Linked DNA regions of Homo sapiens: region 1 is linked to region 2. The links are chromatin contacts, found by Hi-C in ENCODE. All regions are on one chromosome and are shown on one strand. Each heading gives the region's core, a stretch centred on a gene start or an enhancer-like site at or near the end of the contact. The rest is flanking DNA. Distances are from core to core; before and after follow the strand shown. Region 1 has its middle 110 kb from the start of SPATA8. Region 2 has its middle 83 kb from the start of LINC02852.

The links. A loop is a pair of places that touch in the nucleus more often than their neighbours do. Pooled maps may share reads with other maps.
Region 1: a loop to region 2 is called in a map of endothelial cell of umbilical vein, with 12 times the contacts of the local background. The contact joins two enhancer-like sites. A Hi-C loop is called at or near these places in 5 of 168 maps with a recorded cell type or tissue (A673, GM12878, MCF 10A and 2 more), 1 of 37 single-sample maps with no recorded cell type and 17 of 50 pooled maps.

What each region holds. Positions count from the first base shown.
Region 1 is chr15:96,890,178-96,895,073 of GRCh38, reverse strand. No RefSeq gene overlaps it. Among named protein-coding and RNA genes, the nearest start is that of SPATA8, 110 kb to the right of the region's middle. Within about 2 kb of position 1,618, at least 2 of the 41 ENCODE cell types and tissues checked have a DNase peak (open chromatin) inside an H3K27ac peak, as active enhancers do.
Region 2 is chr15:94,669,865-94,674,635 of GRCh38, reverse strand. No RefSeq gene overlaps it. Among named protein-coding and RNA genes, the nearest start is that of LINC02852, 83 kb to the right of the region's middle. Within about 2 kb of position 2,700, at least 5 of the 41 ENCODE cell types and tissues checked have a DNase peak (open chromatin) inside an H3K27ac peak, as active enhancers do.

The sequences.
Region 1 (4,896 bases), core at 369-2,868, 2.2 Mb before region 2:
TAGATTGTGAAATTTAAAAACTACTTAAACACTTTACTGAAGAAAAGACTCCCTTTTAATAAAAAAGTCACCACATCAAGAAAAATTAGCAATCTTAAACATGCGATCTTTTATGAGTCTCTTTTGAAAAATATACAACTTGCCAAAAAAAATTACAAAGATGATTGTCTATGTTTAAACAAAGCAGTAAAGGCCATTCAACCTCCCATTCACACATAAATGCATTTTCTTTTCAAAGGATATTTACCCTTTAAGGGGACATTTTTAACCTTGTGACACCATAAAATTCCATGCATGCAAAGTTATTTGTTTTTATTTTTCTGACATTCATTCTTGACCAGATATTTTCCATGGGCTTTCTCATGTTACTCAACTAGAGGCATAATTTTAATAGTTTATTTTAATACCTTGATTAATAGGAGCAATCTGTTTAAAAATAGTATTAGTGTTGGCATTTCGTAATGAATTGCAGAAGCTGAGCAGACATGCTCTTTTGTGCCTTTTTCAATTTCCTTTGAAAATGTGTTGAACTCCTCAGTATTTGTTCAAACCTACCAAGTTTTAACATGAACTAAGCATTAAATGGATTTGGAATCTGAGAAGGGTGTTCGCCTACAATGTAGCGATATGGGGAGAAAAGGTTTGGGTTGAGACCGGCGACTTTCAGAATTATAAGTGCTGGCAAGTAAGAACCACAGCCCGGCAATTTTGGAGGCCCCCAGCATAGCCACTGCTGCTAACCAACCAATTTTAAAAGACCAAAGACTAGGTTTTCTCCCAAAGTGACAGTAGTTGCAAATTTGCCATCTAACTCACAGTGGCACTAGCCCAATCGAGGCAATTTCCTGAGAACTTATGATAATATGTCCCTGTTACACAAGACCTAAAAGATTTTTAATGGCCTGTTCCTACAAAACTAAAATAAAAATGGCTGGCCTGTACAATAAAATATTTCACTGGAAATGAAACATAAACAAATGCACTAGTACTCCATTTTGAAAAGAACTTTGTAAACTTATTGTTTAAAATTATGAAATATGTTCAAATTTACAACAATAAAACTCTAGGAAAAACAGTGATGCAAATGTTTAACATGAGATTCATACAATTTGCTTTACCCTATCTTGTAAATAGCTAGACCGATAGCATCTAAATACCAAGGATGAAAAAGAAAAGGTATATGTGTGTTTTTTGTGGGGGTGGTGGGGGGCGATGTACATCCTAGAACAAGGACATCTCAGAGGCTTTGGAAATCTGAAAGAATGCATTCACTCTTCAACAATCCAATGACAATTAATATTTGTGAAATATAGTCTTGAAAGCAATTTTGTTCATTGTTTTTGTGAAACTGACAGAATAACTTATTCTAAGTCATGTTCTAAGTGGCACTTATAAAAAACACTGAGACGTGGCACTGTTTGTGACATATTGAGGGTCAATTGTGTGAAGAACCAAGGCAACAAACCCATCAAAAAGCAGTAAATGGAGGTCTTTGTCTTTAAGTTATGAAGAATGTGTATGTATTTGATCCTGCCAGCCAGCAGTCCTGCAGCTTTCTGGGCATAAGACAGATGGCAGTGCAACCAAGCTAGAATTCAGACCTTCCTTCTTTCCCTCTGGGTCTAACTCCTATTATCCACTTGTAAATTAACCTGTCAATTTATCAATCAACACCATCTTGATTCTCCCGTTCCACAGCCCAGCCTTGCAGTGAATTTGCCTCGTAAATAACTGGGAGCCCCGTGTTTGTTAGTATTGTGAATGAGTTTATTATCACTTTGATGGCTGCTATGAATCACAAATGCTGCTGAGAGGCTGATAAGAAAAAAGTACATGCACACATTAACAGGGTTGAAACTATTTTAGAGATAAAAGATGGAGTAACTGTGATAGCAAATCATTTAAATTGAAAAAAATGACTAAAAATTGTGTGTGTGTGTGTGTGTGTGTGTGTGTGTGTGTGTGTGTGTGTTGGACAACCCCCTACTTATAGTCAAAGAGAGAGAGAAATGAATCAACTTTCTTGTGTACTGTTCAAAAAAAGTATCTGCAAGACGACATTAGTAGGCAGTAATAGCTCTTGGGTCTTGCAGGATAACTGTTTTATTTAATAGTTTAGGTTCAAACTTCAGGAAACACCCCGCTCTGTTCTAACAGACCAGTTGGCCAGGTTTACGTGTAGGTGTTGCATGGGAACTTGAAAAAGAAGGGAAAAAAATCCAAATTGTATACTTTATTAGAATAATATACGAAAGTATAGCAATATCTATTAAGTTAAATGAGGCAGTTTGATAAGCTTAACACATTAATAAACAATTAACATTAAAGTGCTAATTAAATTCTTTCCCCTGTGTCAGTGAAATAGTTATGTATTTGACATGTAAAATTAAATTTAAGTGATTTTTAAGTTAGAAATTCTTCAACAAATGCTGCACATATGAAAAATTTACCTTTAATTACAAAATTATATGTTGTCTTCAGTTTCCAATGTCAGATTTTTCTCAGCATGATTATTCTTTTACATTTTAAAATATCATATGAATACAAATCAGCGTTTTTAAAGAATACATAGCATTACATTCTGAGGATTAGGACCCATGCTATTAACTCAGAATTACTTTGAAGGATTACTTTAAATATACTATATTTAGGACTACTTTAAAACTATATGTTTAATCAGGTACGTATTTTTCATTTAAAGCAACGTTCACAGTTTGTAGTGAGTAAATATAAAAATAAGACTTAACTTTTCAGGTTCTGGCACATATGTTTTTCTTTAAAAATTGCATTCTATATTCCATTAACTGGGTATTTCATTTTTAATCACAATTGAGATATTTCTTTCAATATTTTCAACTTAATGTACGTAAGTCTTTTGTTGGAAAAGTGTCTGTAAATGAATCCTAAATACAAGCAATCACATTATTTATTAAAGAAAATAGAAAGTTACATGTAATATACTTATGATGTCTTTTCAATATGCAAAATATATATCATTTGTAGGTGATTTTAAAACAAAAAAAAATTCCTGATAGTGTTATTTAAGCAGATCATCATGAAAAATATTGCAAGGCATGACATACGGTTAAAGTTCTCAAACTTGTAAGTCAGAAATAAACTATTAGTTGTCACATGGGAAATACTTTGGCACAATTAAGACACTGCATTAAAAGGGAATATTCCCTGAACATTATTATACCCAATATGTCAACAGTAGAAATGTGATAAAAAATGAAACTATTTGTTAGAATGCAATTTAGAAAACCTGATAGGTTGTCCATTTTATTCAGTTTATAATTAAGATAGTGTTTAAATCTGAAATGAATTCTATATATGCATGTTCAATAGACTATAGCACAACAATAAGAATGGAATCACATCTCATTTTATCGTAAATTGTGTAATAAGCGATAAGGTAAAAACTAGGGCTAAAATCCTTCCAGCAAAAATGAAACAGAGCGACCTCAATTGCCCTAATTCATTCTGCTTTTTTCCTTTTTTTTTTTTTTTTTAAGTCTCTTCATTTTCCCTCTGTTCACGTTATTAGCTTACACATGAGTGCGTTATTAGAAAATAACAAAGCCAAACAGGGGGACTTCGAAGGAGCGGGAGATAGGTTCCTTCTACAGCTGAAAGGTATTCTCATTTCATTTGTTAGGAGTTGCAAAAATAGTTTTATAGCCAGGGAGGGACAATGACCTTTCTCTTTCAACAAGCTTGGTGGTTGGTCTTTTGATGGAAAAACTAGGGGATACAACATCTGGTAATTTGTGTTACTGAGCTTAGCTGAGGTCTTAACGATGTAAGCAGATTATTCTTGAAGAAGAACAAAAAAAATTCCGGAAGACTCAATGGACTATTTAAAGTTATTAAGCAGTGCATTCTAGCACTTCAGATCTCTTTTCTGATTCATTTTCCCTTTAATGCTATGCCTTCGAAGCAATTTTTTTTTTTAGGTCTCCCTCCTTCCAATTCCAGTTGACTTTTTTGGTGGTCCACAGCTGTTTTGTCATTCATACCGGCCTCCTTTTTTCCATCACAGCAGAAATGATTACTTTGCTGATTAAATTTTCTCCTTCAGAACTTTAGGAAGCTCTCCTTCACCCCCGGGAGTCATTGCGAGACCAGAAGGGTCAAGCAACACCAAATAGCAACAGCCAAGCCTCCGCAATTTTAAAGAAAGAAAAAAAAATGTGAACAGGAGCAATGCGTGAAGAAAATGACCCACCCTGTCCAGGATTCTAGGCAAAAAAATAAATGAAAGATGGTACTAAGCAGTTGCTGTGGAATCCTTTCCCCACATGCATCATATTAAAATCACATCTAAAGTTTGTGTTTCTTACTCTGATATAAATGGTGTGGGGTTCATTTTGTATATTTACTTTGCCCCAGTAAGAAAAAAGAGACCCAAATGAGATGCATCCTGCAAAGCTCGGAAATATTCTTAGCACTCTTTTTAAAGAAAAAAAGAAATATTCTATATTGAAGTAAGTCAGTAAATAAACATTAACTTGAATATTCAAGTTTATCTGACTTAACTCTGGCAAAAAAAAAAAAAAAGATATTGCTGTAACTTTAAGTTTTATCTGAAAGTCTAAGCAAGTCAAAATACAGAACACAGAAGGAGCCTCATAGACTGTAGCCCACCTGGAAAGCAGGGGTTCTGGTCTGCATCAGGTCTGCCTCCCAGACAGAGAGCTCGCATGTGCACACAGACTGGCTCTTTGATTAGCACATTGCTTTACAGTTATGAAATGAAGGAAGCAATAACATTACACACCAATTTCAATCTCTCCCGTGCCTACAATTCTTCTGGATGGCAGGACATTATCTTAGATCACTATTTCTTCAAGTCAAAGGGCTTCACAGAGAGCAAAGTATATTACCTTAAAAGAG
Region 2 (4,771 bases), core at 1,451-3,950:
CAAATGAAAATCAACCTCCTTCAGTTAAAAGATGTTGAATTGCTTTCGCTTCGTCAAACTTAATGTTCCGTAGCCAAGTTAAAAAAAAAAAAAAAGTCAAAGAAGAAGGAGAGGGGGAAGAGGAGGGGCAAAACGGAAGAACGCAAGCAAGAGAGCTCAGAAGCAAGCGGAGATGTTGGCTGGAGCAGCAGTGGCGACTGCAGCAGAGAACAGGGATGGGCATCAGTGCCGGAGGCATCAGACCAGCCTTCAGCAACAGCTTTCTCAGAGCTCACAATTGGGTGCTGAGCCACTTCCTTCGACTTGCCCGGCCTTGTTGGTGCTGGCTCCAGCTCTTTCTCCCTGCTTGTCTCTTTTACTCGCTTTGCAATGGTACCTGGTGAAGCTGGATTGCTGGCTTTTACTTTTCATGTGCAGAGAAATTGGGTCAGGAAATCAAAATATTGATTGAACCCGATTGCGGTAGCTGTTCTAGAAGAGATTTTAGGGGAAGCAAATTACATTCTTTTAACATTATTCAGCCCGTGATTAGGCATGTGCCCCATGCATGAGCCAGGAGAGCGCATTCGTTTGCTGTGATTAATATCCCAAAGTGGCTTTCTCCAGTAACCCAGGCTGCCAGGAACTTGACCACTCAGAGCCTAGCCAGCAGGACCACCCAGGCCAGGGATGCCCCCTGTCCGATTACAAGCACAGGTTGGGCAGGTGCGAGAGCAGTGCAGGGTGGCTGTGGGCGGCCAGCCTGGTTGTGCTTGGGAGCAGGAAGCATCTTGCCGCCTGTTTCTGGCTTTCTGATGTGTGGCAGGGAAGCTGGATATTTGCCCTTTTTCCTCTTTTCTCTTTTTGCTCTTGGTTGATAGAGGACGGTCTCAAAGTCTATCCACCTGCACATCATGTGCAAAGACAGCCGGGGTTATACTTTGGCTTCAAATGATTCATTGGGATTCAAGTGTCTAAGCACGTGGGCTAGAGCTGTCAAACCATCTTCTACATGTGAATTACCCTTAATTATAACTTAGGTGAGAACTACCGATTTATCACTCCCAGACTTGTTTTTAATCCTTTAACTTCTGGAGTTAAACCATTGGATAATGGCAATACTACAAAAAATTAGAAAGAGTAAGAGTAGTTATGGGGAAGGCAACTAATTCTTTTTTTTTTTTTTTTTTTGAGATGGAGTCTCTCGCTGTCGTCCAGGCTGGAGTGCAGTGGTGCGATCTCGGCTCACTGCAAGTTCCGCCTCCTGGGTTCAAGTGACGTTCCTGCCTCAGACTCCCGAGTAGCTGGGACTACAGGCACCCGCCACCACACCTGGCTAATTTTTTTTGATCCGCCCGCCTTGGCCTCCCAAAGTGCTAGAATTACAGATGTAAGCCACTGCGCCCGGCCAAAGGCAACTAATTCTTATCAGAAAGATGTCTTCACAATGTCTTGGAGCAAAACCCTAGGTTTTTTAAGAAGTACTTTAGAAACCTCATGGGCAGGTCAGGGGTCAAACACACAGAAAATTCACTAGCGATCAGTTTCAATAAGTCCAACATGAGAATAAACAAAACCAGGCTATTAAGTGATAATATGGAGAGAAAAATAATGGTGCCCAGATTGATTCATTCATTCAAAATATCTATATTCTTTAGTCGTATTTCTTCAAATACTGATAGTATTTGGCAAATACCTGCTAGTTTGTTTAATAATCCTAGGTCTTATTTATATCATCAGCTTCCGGTGGTCATAAGATTTGCAGAAAGAGCCTTTCTCTGTTGGATTCATAATACGTCCTGGATTCTACCTGAAATCCTTGTCTCTGAAATGTTGGAAGAGACCCTCTTTCATGCCCCCTGCCCCGACCTGGCCACAGGCGCGTACACCTGGTCCATATTCTGTAATGAGGTCTCAGTGGTCATCTTATTCTCAGGGCCCATCGAAAAATTGCATGCTCTGAAGACAGCATAGTTGCATCAAACTCTTTAACTGGCTGGCATTTTGAAAGTTTAAAGGGTTAATGCTCCTAAGAGAAGAAGAAAACACCACGCGTGCGTTTTGATCTGAGGTTCAAAACATACACGCAGATGAAAACGGCCAGCCTCATCGCTACACACAATCCCTTTCTCTGCCTCCCAGTCCCTCTCCTTCCCTCTCCACAATCTTACAGATCTCAGTACGATTAGAGAGCTGCCGATAAGAGAATGGCCATTGGTATTCTATGGTTTCAGTGTAGTCTGAAAATTAAATCCCTATGAAAATAATATATCTCTTCTCCTCTCCCCTACCCCCTCCTCCCTAGAAGCAGCTGCTTTTCACATTTAAATGTAGCAGTGGTAACAAGAGCCTCTTTTATCAGCTACTCCTATTCATAAGGCATTAAAATACACGCCGTTTCCTAATCCCTAGTGCAGCTCTAACAGGGGCTTCAGCTTTGTGCTGAAATAGCACGTATCTTTTAAAAGTAGCTGATGGAAATCATCTTCCAAACCGAATCAGTCTCTTAAAAGCAGCTCTCCCCAAGCACAGAACATAAATAGAGTCCAGGACACAGTGTGTGTCCAGCTCCCCTCTCCACTGTAAAGGGTTTGGGAAACAATGGCTGAGTTTGTTTATAAGTAGCCCAAGCGACTTGGCAAGCTGCTTCCCTCCTCTCTCTTCCCTCCCACCCCAGATCCCATACCCATCTTTACAGCAGCACCAGTTGCAGCGCCTCTTCTGGGAAAGGCATTGCTACTTCTGTGTAAGCCAATAGGCATTTGCTGAGCAAGGTCACTTTCAGAGGCAGCTCTTTCTGGAGGCAGCATCTACAGGAACGGTGGGCCAGGGGCTGGAGGCATGGATCAAATAGAAAATCACCTGGATTCCTGGTTAATCCACAGGCCTCAAGAGGAGTGCATGCGGGGCTGGTGAATTCCATAACCATGAGAGAGCTATTTTGTAGGCAGGTAGCTGATAGAAATGTACACAGCCATATGACACATACGTATATATATATAGTTTACATATAAACACAAGTATACACATATTTGTCCGCATCAGACAGTACTGATTCCCTGCACAATCACCTAGAAATAGCATTAGAAGCACTATTAACACAGAGGGAACATTTCAAATACAAACAAGAATAAGTAGCCTGAATTATGGTTAACTCTTGTGGCTATCGTTTTATTGAAATTACGTCCTGAAATTAACTTTTTCTTATATGTTAAAATTAAGGCTGGCCCTTTAAAAATAATTTATTTTTTGAATACTCAAGCTTTCATTCCGATATATCTGTTTTTCTATTTTCAGTAAATTAGGGGGTTTCTAGTCTCTGGTTTTATTACTAATAAAGAAGAGAAAAAGGTAGCAGAAATGTTTGTTGTATTTTGTGTTCAGCTTTATGTTTATTTTCTTTCAACTGCTTATAGAAGAGATCTCAGGAGGAAAAAAATACATCACATTCTTCTAACATTGTTTTACTCAAAGTTTTATTTTAGAAGTGTAATTATTTTTTTCTCATGGTAAGTAAGTGTTGCTAGAAGTGTTTTGGAATTTTAAGTTCCTCTGGCAGATATCTGTTTTTCAATTGCTGTGAATCTTTTTTTTTTCTAATTCTCTCTCTCTTCTTGATTTGAAACTGAAGTGCTGATGAATGTTCTTTGCCTTGTACAATAGATATCTTTTTACTTATAAAATGCCACAAAGTTATAAATTAGGAGGACTATCTACATGATAAGATTTTCTCCCTCCCTCATGTGCCAGCTAAATGTTGAAGAAGGCTGATAGGAACAGAAATAACATGTTCAAGGGAGAAATAATCCAAATAAATATATACCTTCATTTCATCTCTTTTGAAGAAAGTGTCCATCTCACCAAGGTTGTAAGGTTTTTAATAAAAGCAGAAAACTCTTCAGGTAATTATAAACGCCCTTTAATACTATTAAAGGAAAACGTAATTCCAATCATTGAGATTTATTGGAAATCTTACTTTCTGAGGCAGTGGCAATTATCTCTGAATCATGGAACCTGACTGCCCTCTTCTGGTTATAAACAGAAATAGGAACAGCCTGGAAGAATTCTATCACTGACAATAGGGTTATGTCTAGGAAATCTACGATAATAAGGAAATGTCCACATTCATATTAGAATCTGTGCCTGACAGGAATTAGAAACTGAATAATCTAACTTCCTCATGGCCCAGAATACAATGCTTTCTAATTGTTTTTTGACAGCAGTTCTGACTTTTGTACTATTTTATTTTATGTTTGGAGCCCTCAAGTCAGACCCAGGTGTTCAACTAAAGCTAAAGTGAAGAGCAGTAATTACTTTAAAATGTCCACAACTTTTTGAAAAACTGATATTAAGGGCAGCCAAGCATTCATAAATATTGCATTTGGGTTGGAGAAGAAATTCACTTTTATCAAAAGCTCAAAAAGTAATAATTGTCAATAATTAACTAGACTATATTTTAGAGATTAAAAGGTAACATAAAACTTTTCTCATATAAAATTAAACATAATGAAAATAACTATTATGTAATGCCATAATTACATGGGATCTCACTGGTTACTCGATAGAATGATCAATTGAGTAATCTTAGATCCATCCATTTTCTCCCTTAATCTGTATTAGGTGACATGATTTTCCATGTTCATACCATAATTAAAAAGCTTTGAATTTCTTTCTTTTTTTCCATTTTACCGCTGAAAAATGGTATAATGAATTCGGGATGATTGATAATTCTAGATAGAGGATCATTAAATGCCAACAGAAAAAAAAATTATGTTCAATTATAATTGTGATA